2 separate regions of the Homo sapiens genome follow, and region 2 is linked to region 1. A link is a loop called in an ENCODE intact Hi-C map of the cell type or tissue named here. Cell type or tissue: endothelial cell of umbilical vein. All regions are shown on one strand. Links, peaks and the distances in the headings refer to the core of each region. The heading gives the core; the rest is flanking DNA.

The links. Hi-C counts contacts between places; a loop is a spot of excess contacts. Peaks named below come from ENCODE experiments on the same cell type or tissue, not always from the same donor. Only the 100,000 strongest peaks of a DNase experiment are listed, where the experiment ranks them.
Region 2: a loop joins it to region 1, with 4 times the contacts of the local background. A loop is called at or near these places in 1 of 110 quality-filtered maps.

What each region holds. Positions count from the first base shown.
Region 1 is chr9:96,126,536-96,132,650 of GRCh38, forward strand. LOC112268039 (a long non-coding RNA gene) reads left to right here and starts at 3,328. Exons shown (of 2, transcript XR_002956870.1): 1 at 3,328-3,619; 2 at 5,110-5,694. RefSeq lists enhancers at 248-778, 2,163-2,686. In endothelial cell of umbilical vein, for the core only: no CTCF peak of the experiment used is centred there; a DNase peak (open chromatin) is centred at 3,526; H3K27ac peaks cover 940 bases.
Region 2 is chr9:95,791,724-95,797,838 of GRCh38, forward strand. No RefSeq gene overlaps it. Among named protein-coding and RNA genes, the nearest start is that of ERCC6L2, 81 kb to the right of the region's middle. In endothelial cell of umbilical vein, for the core only: no CTCF peak of the experiment used is centred there; a DNase peak (open chromatin) is centred at 2,638; H3K27ac peaks cover 1,805 bases.

The DNA of each region.
Region 1 (6,115 bases), core at 629-5,628:
TGCATTTGCAACTTCTCAAAGGAAGTAAAGACAGCCCTTAAAAGGAACCAGTGCTTGTTCTTGGGATGTTTACAGTGAAGTAACCCCTATGTCATTTTCCCTCGCAGGGAGGTCTTTCCTTGATTGCTAATAGTCTGTGTACTTTAGCCATGTGTGGCGCAGCCCATGGCCGCGGCCCGAGCAGCCAGGCCCCCTCCGCCCCGCAGCTTTCTTTCAACTGCACAGAACACAGCGAGGCTGTGCCGGCCTGGCCCACCCAGGGAGCCGCCACAGAGTTCTCATGCAGGGGACCTCCCGGCAGTCTCCCCTCTCCCTGACCAGCCAAGGCCCGCCGTTCCCCTCGGAAATGGCTCAGCGGCCCTCCTGACCTCCTGCTCAGGACACCTTCTTGCACCTTCCACCCCAGGTCTGCGGCATGGCCACTGTACAAATCCTTCCCAAGCCTCTTCTAAGCAAGTGGTTCTCTCTTGAAGAGCTCAGGGGAGGCCCAGGGAAGATAGTGGGCAAAGGGGTGGTCACCAGAGAGAGTGGTCTTTAACCTCGCCGCCCCACCAAATGGCACTGGCCCCTCCAAGAAAGGTGCCCTGGGGAGCTGAAGATCTCTTGGAGGGATTGGAAAACACCCTGGAGGCCTGTGTGGCAGCCTGGAGCTGAGGGACAAAGTTGGGAAGGAGGGGCGGGCAGGCATGGGCCAAGCAAGCTGGTCTGGCTCTAAGGACTATGGGGGATGAGATTTACATTTCACTCAGGAAATGGAAAGTGGGTGAAGGAGGAGCAAGAATGGGAGCAGGAAGTCTCTGGAGGACCTCCAGGAAGAGAATAGGCACACGGATGAGGGTGTTGGTCCTGCCATGTTCCAGGAGCTGGTCTGATCGCTGCCCTCTTGGCGCTTACATTCTAGAGGGGCTGAAAAACCATAAATCAATAAAGAATACAGAAAAATTTCAAGTTGCAATAAGTTCTGTGTATAAAAACTAGTCAGAGTGAGGGGTAAGGTGAAGGCAAATGCTCCTTCTGTGGCCAAGTCTCAGCAGCATAAGTCAGTGCTTCCCAAAGTGGCCTGGTGATAAGGTCTATGGAAACTCAGATTCTGGGGCTCTGACTCACCAAATCAGCAGGTGCCTGAGGGGACCGGGCAGTGTGGACACTTATCAAGTGTCCCAGGTGAGTCTTGTCATCAGATAAGTTTGGGAAACAGAGACACGAGGACCATGCTCAGATAGATCTGAGCTTTAACGTAGCTCCTCCTCACTCTCCTAAGCCTCGCCTTCCTCACCTGTGAAATGGGAATCCTAACAGCGCTAGCCTCAAAGGGTTGTCAATGAAGATTAAGGATAAGAGGTAGATAAGCCATTTTGCAGAGTGCCTAGCCCACAATAGGGGTGGTAAAATTTGGAGAAAGGGTTCTCTACAGCATGACTGGTAATACTTGATTACATTTCATCAAGTTGATGAGTCTACACTAAAGACCACTACATATGTTTCACACCTTGGAGTCAAAGTCTCTCTTTCCCTTGCTCCCCAAGCTAAATCAAGTGACACTGATCCCACATCTAAATAGTTCTTCATCACATGGCTCATACTCCAGCCTAAGCCATCTTCATCCCACCCTACCCTCCCTGGCCACCTCCAAGCCATCCATTCTCTAAACCATAGCCCTGCTGTTGTTTCTCGTTGGATTGGATTACTCTCTCCCTTAGTTTAACAGCTTTCCCATTGCCAACATCATCCTCATGGCTCACCAAAGCTCACCTTGATCTGTCTCCAGCTTCACCACGAAAATCCTATCCCGGGAGTTCTCAGTTGCGACTTAAACATGACTTATTTGGGAAGCCTTTGATCCCCCTCGGATATGTTCCCATTGCAACCTTCTGTAAAACCCATCAGACTTGCAATGAATTTTCTATTGTCTGGCTTCTCCATGAAATGGGAAGCTCCATGAAAGCTAGGGTAGGTCCTGTCCTCTTAGAGACATGGTGGTGTATTGGGATTAAATTAGATAATAAGGGAGGCCTAGCATGGTAGGTAAATCATTAAGGTTGCGGTAATGCAGAGATGCAGACTCAAGTCGAGCTGTTAATTACCAGACTTCCATATGCATGGTCAGTGCTAAGAGATATCTATTTTTTTTAATTTGTTCAGGGAGAAGTGATGGTAATTGATGCATGGTGATTGATCTATAATGTCAGGCTACATCTACAGCCACATCTACAGAGACAGCGATAGAGCCAACCTGTACCCTTCACGCTTGGGTGTCAGGTGTCCTGGGTGGAGCAGTGAGGGAGAGGAGGATGTGCTCAAATTCCCACAAACAACCAACAGAAGTTTCACCATTAAGAAAAGTGGGCTACGATTATCTGCAAATCACTCTTCTAAAAGACCAAAATGGAGCAGGCTGTCACCCTGGTACTTACCTTTTGCCCTCATACTACTGCCTGGTCAATGTACTTGCTCAAAATGGGCCACTGGTATCAGGAACAAAGCCCATCACAAAGTAGTTTATGTGAATAAGCATAGGAATCCCTGGGGACTGTGTTAAAATGCAGATTATAATGCAGATGATCTGCAGTGGGCCTCAGGCTCTGCATACACAGTTTGGGGTTGAGTGTGGGGTTTCCAGGGTTAGCCAGCTTGTGATGCAGTGGGAGGGACTGGGACCCCGGAAATAGGGCTTATTTCATCTATAAAACTTTTCTCCACTTCCTATCTCCAGGTCTTCACAACTGTGGGGTCAGCCACCCTCACCTCAACCAGGACTGGTAAAAATAGGCTCACATCCTGCTCAGCTTTGATCCAGTCTCCACGCCTCCTGAGATCGAAATGATGTTTCCAAACTTTATTAGCTTTCCATAGCCTTCCAGACTCTCCTGTTGTTGATTTTTACAAAGAAAATAAGCAAACAACTGGAAGAAAGGGAGCTGGTTTACATGGATAATTCTCTTCTGTTAGCTTTAAAATTGTGGTGGAATTTCTGCTTTAGCTCAAAATACCTGCTGACCTTATTCTCCAATTTCAGTGCTGGAAGCAGACCCTTTGCCATGCAATCCCCACATTTGGTGAACGTGTAGAATTGTAGGCCAAGATGTTTGTGTTTATGTCCCAAACCCAGAATAAATAAATAGCTACATGGTATTGAAATCACCTGTCAAAATACCCACTGCAGTTCTGGGCACAAAGAGAAGTCTCTTGGTGTGATTGGCTTACTTGCTTGAAGAATTCAAAGGCTGTTTATCTCATTTAGTTTTCTTTTTTTTTTTGTAAGACCTATAATTACTGCATTTTGACCCTAAGGCAGCCAATTACTTCACAAAAGCCCGCTCCAGGAAACCAGACATTAGCCTGACTAATTAGGCTGACATCACTCACAAACTGCTCTCATCACAATGCAGATGGACCCAGCCCCAGAAGGTCCTGCCCGTCAGAGGTGACTGCGGGTGGCATTGCGTTGTGTGTTGTGTTTTGTTTTTTACTACTTACTTTTATGTGTTCCTTGAAGCCCAGTCCTTCTCCCAGAGTCAGACTCTCATCAAAAAGAAGGGGCTCTGGGACAAACGGGTCTCCTTTATTGCGGGAGAAGGAGGAAGCTGGAAAAAAGAAATAAGAAAGGAAAGCAGCGGAGGTTGTAAATTCTTTCTAACATAGGAAATCATTCTTTGCCCGTTAGGAAAAGGGTTTGTTGTTTCAGCCGCTCAGGCCCATTTCCTTGCCCCTTTTGTCCTTGCACATCTTGGGGGTTAACTTCTGTTTGGGTTCTGCGAGGCTGAGCAAATTAAGGGGGGGAAATGTCCCAAGCATGTAGAATTCCCTCCCTCTAAAGAATAAGACGCCTCCTGAAGGGGTCCTGTCAGGTGGGTTACAAAGTCATCAGACCCCTTCTACCCACAGAGAAGTGGATAGAAAGGTGGCACGTGGGGTCTGAATAGGAAGATGGCGCATGGGGTCTGGGTAGGAAGACGGTACATGGGTCTGGGTTAGAAGATGGCATGTGGAGTCTGGGCTGGAAGATGGTGCATGAGGTCTGGCTGCTTAGCATTCAGCCAAGCCAGAGATCACCAGCCTGGAGGTCAAAATCTCCCTTGATCTTTAAGTCCAGGATGTTCCAGCAATTGAAACAACAGTCTACAGATAGAGAGGTTTTCCAGGCAGAAGGGGAATGGGTGACTCTCTTCCAGGAGGGCAGACTAGAGGGATCCCCTTGACAACACACCACAGGATGCCTTGGAAGACCAAATGATGGTGATTTGGTTTGGGTGGGTCTCAGAAAGCAGGATGTGGCCCCAGTCAGCTCAAGTCAGCTTTCCATAGGGGTCCAAATGGCCTGGGCAGTCAACTCTTTGGACTCAGACCTTACGGTATTAAAAAATTATTCTCACACTTGGTAAAATATAAGGAAGACTTGATTCAGGATGATTTCTGTAGATGTCAAGACTATCAAATGGGGGAAAGAGATGGGGCACAACTCCGAAGGCAAGGAAGAGAGCTAGGGATTTACAGCTGATGAGCAGAGTGAGAGGTCAGTGGTTGGAAAAGTACTAAGAGAATTGTTGCTATGCTGACTTAACAGGATTCTTGCTGAAGGCAGGCAAGGGCGATCAGATGCCAAAGGTAGGGGATGAGGAATTTGAGCAGTTATCAAATTCCTTAAGAATGATCAGGCATCGAGGGTGGTAGAATTCTCTCCAAACTGACTTAGCAGGATCATTGCAACAACTGGGCAAGGCAGGTTGAAGGCAGGACTCAAGGATGAGGCCTCACTGAGAAGAGGGATCAGGGAGCCCAGCTAAAGTATGGTCAAGGAGAGAGCCTATGTCAGTGGAAAGTTGCAAAGCAAAAGGCACAAGAAGCACCTGGACCCTTTGCTTCATGGTTTTAAAACAAGGACCAGAAACAGAACGAAGCAGCCCTGAGCCGGGAGGGGTGGGTGTCTTTGGTGTGCATGTGGCTGGGCAGGGGTGCTGCTGGCCTCAGGATGGCTCAGTGGCTCTGGCACCGTGGCCCACTAGAACACAGTGGAAGGCATAACACAGCAGGGGAGGCACAGGCCTGTGGGCTCCCGAGGCCAACTCTCTCTCTCTCTCTCTCTCTCTCTCTCTCTCTGGCCCCCTACAGATGAAAAAGTCAAGATAGACCGGGCACAGTGGCTCCTGTGTGTAATTCCAGAGCTCTGGGAGGTCAAGGCAGGCAGAGATCACTTGAGCCCAGGAGTTCAAGACCAGCCTGGGCAACATGGCGAAATCCCACCTCTATAAAAAATACAAAAATTAACTACTCGGGAGGCTAAGGTGAGAGGATCACTTGAACCTGGGAGGCAGAGGTTGCAATGAGCCACGATTGTGCCACTACACTCCAGCCTGGGTGATACAGTGAGACTTTGTCTGAAAAAAAAAAAAGAGAGTCAAGACATTCTGTGAGGAAACTCAAAGCACTCAAAGCAGCCAACAGCATTTGTTGCTGAACCAGCCGTGAAAAGACGGAAAAGCTTACTCAACTCTACCTTGTATGGCAGTTTGAGAATCCCAGAGGCAAGTTCCCAGAAATGTACAGAAAAAGCCAAGAGCAATGCTTCCTATGCATTCTTGTTCAATGGTGTCTTAGAGGGATGAATAACTATAAAATGGTGATTCCAACACTTTGAAGGACCATCTTAAAGGCAAACTACCTAATAAAATTCATGTTGCATGGTTTGGCGTTTCAGCAGATCGCAGTCTTTCTCACCGAGTTAACCATTTTCTCAGGGTGAGTGGGCTGAGCCCCGCAGGGCTTACAAACGTGCATGTGTATGGTGTCTGTGTGCGTGTGTGCATGTGTGTGTGTGTGTGCGTAACAGAGAGAATTTTTTAAAAGAGGTAACTGTGACTCTAGAAGTAGAAAATGGACTTGTGCCAAATATTTTTTTTAATTAATTCGAGAACAAGGAAGATGTTAGAACTGGTTCAAAGGAAAAACCAAAGAACAGAGACGTACATAAACCACAGATGCAAGTAGCTCCTTCCACAATGCAGGAGGGAAATCCAGTTATCATTTTGGTCCATTTCACAGTCTTTCACAATTTTCCCTCCTTTGCAGTAAACACATGTGCACACACACACACACGGGCACACTCTCCCACCTCCAT
Region 2 (6,115 bases), core at 452-5,451, 330 kb before region 1:
CAATAGAATTTGAGGAAGAGTCCATTAGAAAGCTCTTACAAGAAAATGTCTTGCTTGTAAAAGAGATGAGGAAGTCTCTCTTTTTCCTTTCAATGTGGTTATGTCTTGTTGTAACACCTTGAACTACTGTTGTCACCATTGTAAGAGCCAATGGGTTGATGTTAAAACCACACTGAAGACGGCAGATCAGAGAGATGAAATAAATCTGGATTTTTAATGACATCAATGAACCACTGGAAAAACCAGCCCTGAAACCCACCCACCTGGCCCTGGACTCCTTGTTATGTAGTAGTCTGTATTGCTTAAGCCAGGGCTTCTTTCTCCTGGAGCTGAAGCACACAAACAGATATAATGGGTAATTTTAACTTCTTCTTTTGGCTCATATGAGTTTTCTAAGTCTTTTTATATGAGAATGTATTTCTTTTGTAATATTAAATAAAACACTAAAATCGGACCGGGCGCGGTGGCTCATGCCTGTAATCTCATCACTTTGAGAGACTGAGGCAGGCAGATCACAAGGTCAGGAGTTCAAGATCAGCCTGGCCAATATGGTGAAACCCCGTCTCTACTAAAAATACAAAAATTAGCCAGGTGTGGTGGCGGGTGCCTGTAGTCCCTGCTACTTGAGAGGCTGAGGCAAGAGAATTGCTTGAACCCGGGAGGTGGAGGTTGCAGTGAGCCGAGATTATGCCACTGCACTCCAGCCTGGGCGACAGAGTGAGGCTCCGTTTCAAAACAACAACAACAACAACAAAAACCCAATAAAATTATTTCTTTAATACAAGGGGAAAATAAGCAAAATATGATAACCTTTTGTCTTCCCACCAGTGAGGTGCCCCTTTCCATTGAAGTGAAAAAGTTAGCTGAATTATTTTCGTTTCGTTGCTACCAAAAATGAAAAAAAAATCTTTTAGTTTATAAGACCCACATATGAACACTTAGTGAGTTTGACCCTCCCAGTGCTTAAGTTACCACAAAGGAACAAGGTGGGGCTATGGGGCTATTTATGACAATCTTGCTCCATGATACTTTCATAAGATCTCTAGGTCCACATGAAGCCGTGAGATGCAGAAGCCACCTTGTTAGGGACACTTCAGATTCGGAGATGACACACAGAGGATGTGCCAGGCGCAGTGTTACTCTCGCAATTATTTACAAAGTTAAATTTCTTAGAAGACTGTCTATACTCATCAGTTCCAATTCATACCCTCCCATTGATTTTTGAACTCACTGTGATCTGGAGTCTTTCGAAGGCCATGGATGATCTTCTTATGACCAAGTTCAATGGTACTCTTCAATGACTGTCTCACTTATGTCTGCGGCATTCTTGTTTCTTTACTGTCTTTTGAAATTTTTTCTCCCTTGACTTCTGATACTCCTGATTTCCCCCTTCCTTTCTGTACACTCCTAAATCTTCAGGCTTCTCTCACTCTCCTCACCTCTTACAGGTTGAAATAGCCAAGAATTTTTCCTTCTCTATTGTCTTTTCAGTGACCCAAATCCTCTTTTTCATGTGATTGGGTCTCACACTGCCACCCAGGCCAGAGTGCAGTTGCACAATCATAGTTCACTGCAGCCTCCTTCTCCTGGGCTCAAGTGATCCTCCTGCCTCAGCCTCCCAAAGTGCTGGGTTTACAGGCATGAGCCACTGTGGCCCCAAATCCTTTTGATTAGTACTATTCAGTAGAAATTTCTGCAGTGATGGAAATGTTCTGTATCTGTGCTGTCCAGCAGGGTAGCCAGTAGCCACACTTATGTATGCAGGATTTGAAATGTGGATAGTGCAACTGATTGTCTAACTAAGTACATATTTTCCTCTACTTTTAGAATATTTTGGAAAAAAATATTGGGGCCTCAGTTTTGTTGAAATAATTGCTTCAGTTCTCTGCTGGATGAGTCTGCAAAGATCTAGGTGGTAAGATATAAGGCCAATTGAGTAGTCTAGTTAATCCTGTACTTTCCACACTGTAATAAATTTACACTCTTTTCTCTTAAAGCTTACATGTAGTGAGATGTCCTGTATCCAAGTCCTGCCAATGTGTTACTCATCTTGAACTGGCTGAGGTGAGGATAGGAAAATACCTCTCCTGTTGGCACTTTTTAACTCTATCCCTAGCCTTTATTTGAGCTAAATTTCCTATCCCCAGGCAGGTTTATATGCAGAATTTCACTGCTGGTTTACCTTATTGCTTGTTAAATATCTGGCCATCCTTTGATTATTCAACCTAAAATCCAGCCATTGCTTCTTCTATACTTTGTTCATTCATCTTTGGTGAGTACCTCCAGCTCAGGAAGAATAGGAATATTTTGCAGTGTGGAGATGGGAAGGACCAACCACCGAGAATTTTAATGATCAACTCTGGACGATAGTGTAAAAAACACCAGAAGAAAGTGATGTAGTCAGCATTACTAAATTTCAGTGATTATAACTTTTGAAGCTCACTAGCAAAAAAGAAAAAAAAAAGTGTTATGCAAATGTACCTCTCTCTTTTCTTTATTTCCTTTTCCCAGCAAAAACATTGTAAATTGCTAAAAGTCTTCTGGTGACTTGTCATATTTGGCACGAGTTTAATTGGTTTTGGCAATTGTGTTTTAGTGACTCATGAGAGAATACTTTTAGTTTTTTTACTAACAGATGTAGCAGTGCCTGTGCTAAAAGCAATGACAATAATGTCATAAGGTTATAAAATGGCAGGAATTTGCTGCTGGTGGTCCAATAAAAACAAACTAGTATGAAGAGGGAGCTGTGGGAAGATAAGATGTAAAATATACAGTGCTATAAATGTTTAGTCACAAAAGATCTGATCTTTTGTCGTTTATTTAAACAACACATGTTGAAATTGGGAATCTGCACATGATATCCTAGGAACCACTACATTTTGAATTCAATGTGTTTGTAATCATATTTCATTTGCATCATTGCTCTCATTTCTTGTTCAGGGAAGTGACTCTAACACCACTAGAAAATTGAGATGATATCCTACTCATACTTTGTTTCTTTAAGAAATGTCTTTTTGAAAACTGTGTTATATTTCTGGGTCTTTAAAACGGTTATCATTTCCCCTTGCATCATCTGATTGGATGGCCATTACAACTAGAGAAGTCACTTTCTTTTGAAACATGAAATACTTATGCAGCCAATGTTTGAATGCCCATTTGTCCGCCATGAACTCTGCCAGGTATTGGAGAAACAGCTCTGGACAAGTCCCTGGCCTCCAGGAGCTTACCGTCCAGAGGGAGAAAAGGCAAGAAGATACTTGTGCTGCTTATTAAAGGCTATGTTAGAAGAACTATACACTATGTCAACATCATAGAGATGAGGTCCGTTCATGTGGGATATTCCCAGTCTCCTCTCTAGTCCAGACCAAAGCGGCATTCTACTTTGCCTCCACCTCAGTCCTGTGGGGTGATTCTGTCTTTGCCATCCTTGATGGTGGATTTTCATGTTTTCGAATAAAGAGAATGGGGAGAGAAAGATTGAAAAGGTGTGAGGAGGTCAGTCGCAGTGGCTCGCGCCTGTAATCCCAGCACTTTGGGAGGCTGAGGTGGGCGGATCACCAGGTTAGGAGATCTAGACCATCCTGGCTAATGCAATGAAATTCTGTCTCTACTAAGAACACAAAAATTAGCCGGGTGTGGCGGCGCTTGCCTATAATCCCAGCTACTCAGGAGGCTGAGGCAGGGGAATTGCTTGAACCCGGGAGGCAGAGGTTGCAGTGAGCTGAAATTGCGCCACTACACTCCAGCCTGGGCAACAAGAGTAAGACTCTGTCTCAAAAAAAAAAAAAAAAAAATAGAAAAGAAAGAAAAGGTGTGAGGAAAGGAAAGGGGAACAATTATTTTTTCCTAGATTAGTTCCTGGGCTTCAGCATTATGAAAAAAAAAAAATCCTCATGGTGGGGAAAATAGAAAAACACTTAAAAAGAAGTTGAGGCTGGGTAGAGTGGCTCACACTTGTAATCCCAAAACTTGGGGAGGCCGAGGCAAGAGGACCCCTTGAGGCCATGAGTCTGAGACCAGTCTGGGCAACATAGTGTGACCCTGTGTCTACAAAAAATACAAAGAAAGAAATCAGGCAGCTGTAACTGCTAGGCTGGAGTCCTACCTACTTGGGAGATTGAAGTGGAAGGATTGCTTGAGCTCAGGAGTTTGGGATTGCAGTGAGCTGTGATCATGCCACTGCGCTCCAGCCTGGACAACAGAGAGAAACCTTGCCTTACAAAAAGATAAAAGAAAAAAAGAAGTTGTCGAGGGGCTAAGCCATGATACATAAAAACTGATGAGCAGATTACAGAGGTCAATATACCTCCAATCAAAAGGCACACCCCTGACCAGTTCCCCCTGACCTGGGTCTAGGCCAAGGCTCTCAATCCCAGAGACAGAAGGGGATTTGCTTCTCTTCATCCAGTCTCTTGCTAGTCTGTGGCCCATTTACGCAGTCACAGCAAACAATGGCACATTTCCAGCAGTTTGGAGCATCGGTGGTGTGCTCCAGCGCCAGGTGTAGGCACTGGCATAATGCTCCCTGGTGTGCTGTGAGAGGCCCTGCCCAGCTCCTGTTCAACATCTCCTCCCGCATAAGGCAAGAGTGGAGCATATGTGTACAGAGGACCAGACACACGTGCATATGCACACACACACACACACACACACATCTCCCAGGAAGCACAAACCTTAATTCGAATTTAGGAGAAAAATACCCTCTAAATCTGCAAGAGTATAGTACTACTCAAAATTACACCACAATTAATAAACTAAACAACAAACTCTGTAAATGAAAGACTTGAATTACGATTAGCTATAATTAAGATTAGATTTCCCTAAGATTAATGAGCGGCCGCTTGTTTTATACATGTTTTCAAGGCACCCATTCTGGTCATTTTACCAAAGCAAAATTTGCTCAAAAGATGTCTCTACTTCTAGAAACAGAAAACTGCTAGAAAATGATGTTTTTTAACATATAGATTTTTTTAAAATAAGGGAAATCATATCTAAGAAGATAAAACCAACTCACAATTTCACATACAGATGATCTTGCTGACTTTTAAAAAGTACACATATATGTGATAAAAGTTCAAACAGTGCAGGAGGGGTTTCTCAAAAGAGAAATCTCACTCTTTCATTGCTTTTGAAGGTAACCACTACTAAATCTTTTTCTTAACTATTTTATTTTGTTATGTGGTAAAATATATATAACATAAATTTGCCTTTTTGAGCATTTCAACTGTACAATTAAGCGGCATTAACTACATTCATGCTGTGGTGCCACCATCACCCCTATCCTTTTTCAAAGTTTCTCATTATCCAAAACAAACTCTGTGGCAATTAAGCAATAACTCCCCCATTTCTCTTTTGCTCTAGTTCATGGTAACTTTTACTTTTTTTTTTTTTTTTTTTTGAGACGGAGTCTCACTCTGTGGCCCAGGCTGGAGTGCAGTGGTGCAATCTTGGCTCACTGCAACCTCCACCTCCCGGGTTCAAGTGATACTCCTGCCTCAGCCTCCCGAGTAGCTGGGATTACAGGCGCGTGCCACCATGCCCAGCTAATGTTTGTATTTTTAGTAGAGACAGGGTTTCACCAGGTTGGCCAGGCTGGTCTCAAACTCCTGACCTCAGGTAATCCACCTGCCTCAGGCTCACAAACTGCTGAGATTATAGGCTTGAGCCACTGCGTCCGGCCCTTACCCTCTCTATGAATTTACTTATTCTAGATATTTCAATAAGTGGAATCATACAATAATTGTCCTTTTATGTTTGGCCTATTTCAGTTGATGTAATGTATTCAGGCTTCATCCCTGTTGTTACATGGGTCAGAACTTCATTCTTTTTATGGCCAAATAAAATAATTGCATTGTATGTACATATCACATGTTGTTTTATCCATTCATTTGCGGTTGGACCCTTACATTGTTTCCACCTTTGGGCATCGTGAATAGTGCTGGGGAGCATATTGGCCAAAAAAGCATCTGGTCAAGTCCCTGCCTTTATTTCCTTAGGATGTGTAATGAAGAGTAGAATCACTGGTTCATATGGTAATTCTGTGTTTAACATTTTGAGGAAATACCAAACTGTTTTCCACAGTGGCTGTACCATTTTACATGCCAGCCAGCAATGT